Linked DNA regions of Homo sapiens: region 1 is linked to region 2. The links are chromatin loops, found by intact Hi-C in ENCODE. Cell type or tissue: prostate gland. All regions are shown on one strand. Each heading gives the region's core, and the rest is flanking DNA. Links, peaks and the distances in the headings are about the cores only.

What was found. Peaks named below come from ENCODE experiments on the same cell type or tissue, not always from the same donor. Only the 100,000 strongest peaks of a DNase experiment are listed, where the experiment ranks them.
Region 1: a loop joins it to region 2, with 13 times the contacts of the local background. A loop is called at or near these places in 8 of 110 quality-filtered maps.

What each region holds. Positions count from the first base shown.
Region 1 is chr16:83,877,671-83,880,476 of GRCh38, reverse strand. No RefSeq gene overlaps it. Among named protein-coding and RNA genes, the nearest start is that of MLYCD, 20 kb to the left of the region's middle. RefSeq lists a silencer at 1,713-1,871. In prostate gland, for the core only: a CTCF peak has its summit at 1,410; a DNase peak (open chromatin) is centred at 1,436.
Region 2 is chr16:82,262,408-82,265,213 of GRCh38, reverse strand. No RefSeq gene overlaps it. Among named protein-coding and RNA genes, the nearest start is that of MPHOSPH6, 94 kb to the right of the region's middle. In prostate gland, for the core only: a CTCF peak has its summit at 1,515 (motif pointing left); DNase peaks (open chromatin) are centred at 1,163 and 1,503; H3K27ac peaks cover 562 bases.

The DNA.
Region 1 (2,806 bases), core at 215-2,714, 1.6 Mb before region 2:
GAGACCAGCCTGGCCAACATGGTGAAACCCCGTCTCTACTAAAAGTACAAAAATTAGGCAGGCGTGGTGGCAGGAGTCTGTAATTCCAGTTACTCAGGAGGCTGAGGGAGGAGAGTCGCTTGAACCTGGGAGGGTTCAAGCTTGCAGTGAGCTGAAATGGCACCACTGCTCTCCAGCCTGGGTGACGGGGCGAGACTTTGTCTCAAAAACAACAAAAAAGTAGATGTGAACTCCCCTTAGAAGACGGTTATGGGTACAAAAGTCTCCTTTTATATATATTTTTACAAACACCATTGTAGGGAAAAGAAAGAGCCATGAGACTGTTACTGTGTCTATGTAGAAAAGGAAGACGTTAGAAACTCCATTTTGACCTGTACCCCGAACAACTGCTTTGCCCTGAGATGCTGCTAATCTGTAACTTTGCCCCAACCTTGAGCTCACAGAAACATATGTTGTATGGAATCAAGGTTTAAGGGATCTAGGGCTGTGCAGGGTGTGCCTTGTTAATAAAATGTTTACAGGCAGTATGCTTGGTAAAAGTCATTGCCATCCTCCACTCTCGATAAACCAGGGGCATGATGCACTGTGGAAAGCCACAGGGACCTCTGCCCAGGAAAGCCTGGTATTGTCCAAGGTTTATCCCCACGTGATAGCCTGAGATATGGCCTCGTGGGATGGGAAAGACCTGACCATCCCCCAGCCCGACACCCGTGAAGGGTCTGTGCTGAGGAGGATTAGTAAAAGAGGAAAGCCTCTTGCAGTTGAGATAAGAGGAAGGCCTCTGTCTCCTGCCTGCCCCTGGGAAGTGAATGTCTTGGTATTAAACCCGATTGTACATTTGTTCAATTCTGAGATAGGAGAAAAACTGTCCTATGGTGGGAGGCGAGACATGTTGGCAGCAATGCTACTCTGTTATTCTTTACTCCACTGAGATGTTTGGCTGGAGAGAAGCATAAATCTGGCCTACGTGCACATCCAGGCGTAGTACCTTCCCTTGGACTTACTTGTGACACAGATTCCTTTGCTCAAAAGTTTTCTTGCTGACCTTCTCCCCACTATCACCCTGTTCTCCTGCCGCATTCCCCTTGCTGAGACAGTGAAAATAGTAATCAGTAAATGCTAAGGGAACTCAGAGACCGGTGTCGGTGCAGGTCCTCCGGATGCTGAGCGCCGGTCCCCTGGGCCCACTGTTCTTTCTCTATACTTTGTCTCTGTGTCTTAATTCTTTTCTCAGTATCTCGTCCCACCCGACGAGAAATACCCACAGGTGTGGAGGGGCTGGCCCCCTTCACAGCATCCTGGAAGATTCTTACACATAAGAGAGTTTAAGAACCACCAGTTTAGAGGCAACATGCATCCCATATTTAATTTTTACTAGTTCTTAATAAATATTTGGAGCAAAATCCACAAGTTCCAGCAGAGGGGGATGTTACTGCATGAGAGGAAAAATCTTTAGCAGGAAACGAATTTAATAAGCCCCACATTCCAACACTGGAAAATGAAGACGCTTCCTTTTGAGACGAAGATATCCACCTGTGAAAGGGTTTTCCCACCACCTATCCCTCTTAGAGACCTCAGATGAGGATCAAGGCAGTCTGTAGAACAAATGCTGGCTGATGACTGTGTTTATGTTCCAAGAATTTGGGAATTTGTCAAAGCACAATATTGTTAAATTAATACAATCTTTGTCTGTAAGGGGTCTGGGGGAAATTATTTTGACAACTATTGTGGGCCAAGTATGCCTCTTTTTTTTCTTCTCTCTTTTTTTTTTTTTTGAGTCGCAGTCTCGCTCTGTCGCCTAGACTGGAGTCTAGTAGGGCAATCTCGGCTCACTGCAAGCTCCGCCTCCCAGGTTCACGCCATTCTCCTGCCTCAGCCTCCCGAGTAGCTGGGACTACAGGTGCCCGCCGCCACGCCCAGCTAATTTTTTGTATTTTTAGTAGAGACGGGGTTTCACCATGTTAGCCAGGATGGTCTCGATCTCCTGACCTCGTGATCCGCCCGCCTCGGCCTCCCAAAGTGCTGGGATTACAGGCGTGAGCCACTGCGCCCGGCCCAAGTATGCTTCTTGTTCTACGTTGGTTCACTTTCATTGTTGGGCTTGGCACTCTTGAAGAAGCCATGAATGAAGCTGTACATTTCTCAATCCCCAGATGAAATGAAAAATTATTGCAAGGAGCCTTCACTCTTAGACTCAATTTACCCTCATGTTTCTGCATCTTTACAGACGAGGCTTGTTCCCTGGATGCAGACTTGAAGAGGTGGAAATTTTAACTAGAAGAGGGAAAGAAACGGACATTTATTCAGCAGCCTCCTTGTGTGAGCAACTTGTACATTATCTCCTCTAATCCTCAACCACACTGCAAAGCCTAGATTAATGTCTCTATTTTAGACAGAGGGTAACTTAGGATCAGAGGACGTAGGAAACTTGCCCAGATCATACAGGGTAGCAAGAGCCTGAATCAAGATCTGGACCTTGGTCCAGGTGACTCAGTAGAAAGAAAAAGAAAGAACCATCTTGATACCCTATCACCTACACAAGAGAAGGTCTACTGCTTTTAGCCAAAAGGATGGAAATGTGACCAAAGAAATACCATGTGCGTTAGCTGAAGATAAGGCCCAGTTGCCCCTCGAAGCACAGCCCGGAGAGTGAGCTTGTGGGGGCTGCCCTGCTGGGGAGCTGACACACCGAATCTGACCCTGAGGATCACAATGACTTTCTTCCTTGGCTCTGTTTTACTCTTTCTGCCAAAGGTCTTCGTAGCAGGCGGTACAATGCCCCTCCTAACGATGTCTACATCTGAAT
Region 2 (2,806 bases), core at 252-2,751:
AAGCTAAGGAATACTTCTTTCTGTGGGAGACCACGCTCAGGATCTAACCATTTTCCAAGCACAGAAGAGGCACTCTTTCTTGGGAACGCACCTTGTGGGGAATCACAGGGATTCCCTTCTTCTACCTCCCAACCCCCTAGAAGTCTCTGCCCTCAGATCCAGGCAGAGGAATCTGAAATGCTTACTTGGCTTCCCTCTTGGGACTTGCAGTCTCATTAAAAATGCAGAGAGAGCCTGGGAGGAAAGTAAAGCCCCATTAACTTGAAGGAGGACCATTGAAATTTCCCTGTGCACACAAGTCCTTGCCAGTGCGACCTTGGCCGTTTCCCGGCCTGGAAAAAAAAAAAAAAAAAAAAAAAAAAAGTGGCGACGGTCAAACTCTCTTTTCCATGGTTTGTTGTGAGAGCTCCAAGAACATGTGGAAACACATGGCACGTGGTAGATTCTCAATAGCACTAAGCTCTCCCTCCTGAAATAGAAAAGTGCGAGACACAGGGGAAGAAGTATAAGGGGGATAAGGGAGCAGAGGAGGGGAAAGGGTTGACTAGGGCTCCAGCTGCTCCTGCCCAAAAGGGAGCTACCAGGGAGCATCCTAAGTCAACTGTATTCCATGGCTGGAAGGTGGAGCCGGGAAAAAATGGGGAGCATAGAAGAGAAGTATCTTGATACCTCAACCCAATATAGTCATGTCTAGAAGGGAGACACTTTTCCCAGGGAATGTGTAGATGAGGTCAAGCTCCAATGAGAAGCTGTGAATTAACCATAATCTTCAGAGCCCAGAGCCTGGAGAGATGCTGATGGCACCCGGAAGTAGGAACTGAAGCTCTCCTACCCGTATTATCAGTAGAGCTTTTCCCTCTGTCAAATCAGAATCCTCTGGAGGGCTTGTTAAAGGACAGATTGCTAAACCCCAACCCAGCCTTTCTGATTCAGTAGATCTGGGGTGCAGGCCAAGAATGTGCATTTCTAACAAGTTCCCGTGTGATACTAGTTCTGCTGGTCCAGGGACCACACTTTTAAGAACCGCTGTGCTATACCTTTATTTAATATCCTTATGAGAGATCCTCAGCCTAAAGCTAACAGAGACTTTGAACAACTCCTCCTCCTATTGGCGCCCCTGCACTTGAGTTGAGACATTGTGCTAGCTGACGCCTGTGAGCCCTGCCAGCTCTGGTGTTCTGCGATTTTGCAAGGGTCTAACCAATTCAGTGCATTTACTGCTTAGCTCTGGGCTGGGAATGGGGAGAGAGCAGGCGTACAAGTGTGATTGAGCGACAAGGAGAATCTCCAAAAGACAGAAAGAGCAAATACTGCATTTTTTTCCTATTTCCCTAATTTTGTTCCATACTCTAAAGCACTCTCCTGACTTCAGCTAAGCTTGCCCTGGGATCCTGGGCTTGGCAGATATTTAAAATAAAGAATGAGCTGTTTGGCAAGGTAAAGTTTTCCTAAACGTCCTCCCCACCAAAGATTCTCAGCCCCTATGGCTGTGCTTCTGTGACTCAACAGTGACATCTGGTGGCCATGAAGGTGCATCCCAAGCCCTGATAACACCTGCTCGTGCTTCTGAAAACTACGGCACATACAGGGGATGCCCAAATTGCCGTAAATAAGCTCATTTATCAATCACATATAACATACCCCTACTATCTGCAAGCAAATTGTTCTCTTGGTTGAATGCGAAAAACATTAAAGTATCTGACTTCTATTTTAAATCTCTATTCATTGACCCATTTGAAAGGATACAATCCTTAGGAGGCTGACAACCCACTGTGGTTGATGCATCTTAACTAATATTCACATTTAAACTGTTTGGTTAAAGGAATGCGTCAAAGCATTTGGCAGTGGAAAAACAACACAGCCTAACTTTGCATGCAACAATTTGATCTAAGCAAATAAATAAGTTATTTTCATTTCCAGTTTAACGTAACAAGAATATTTCTACAAGATAATTTGCTTTCAAAAATTCTAGCTGTGAAGTTTAATAACAGAACATGAAGCTTCGTGTCATTTCATATTTATGCTCCAATCCCAGTTTTGACAGTTCCCATGGGCTCTGGACTGCTTGGCTAGAGATATTTTAGGCCATGTTTTCATAACAACAGGTAGAAAACGCAGCCCTAGAGCCAGGAAAAAATAAAGAGCCTTTAATAGGGTTTTAGACATGGGACTTGCTCACCTTTTTCTCCTCCTTGCTACCAGGCAAGTTTACAACTCAAAGAAATGGTCAAGTTTTCCCTTCCAGTCTCCTAAATATATGGTACTAGACGCCTGTTCCAAGCTCGCAGTGTCAGAAAAGTCCCTTCTCTCCCCGGATTGGCTAACAGCAATGGCAGCTAGCTGGTACTGATCAAGAGTTGATGCCATGCTGGGGGTTGTGCCCAAAGCATCATACGAAGCTGGCCAAATCTCCAGGGAATCACCAGGAAGGAAGAACTATGTGTATCTCATTTCACAGATGAGGTAATGGGGCCTAGCTGGTGAGGACCTTTGCACATGGTCTCACAGATAGCATGGGTTCTGAACCCAGACATCTAATTCCAGACTAGGATCAGCCCTGGCCAGGTGTGTCAGGGTGAATCTGACCCATCCTCACCTAGTCAAACCCTTCAAAGGGCAGCTTCACCATTTTCTCTTCCTGCCCTACATTTCCCACCACTCTCACACCCACAAACCCAGCCCCTTCCAATGGCATCAGTGCCTCTTGCCAGTGAAATCTCACCCTGCTTATCACTAGCCCTCCCACAGTCCACCCTTGCTTTAAGTGGGTGACATGAATGTTAAGCATCTTAAAGGCAAGACTCAT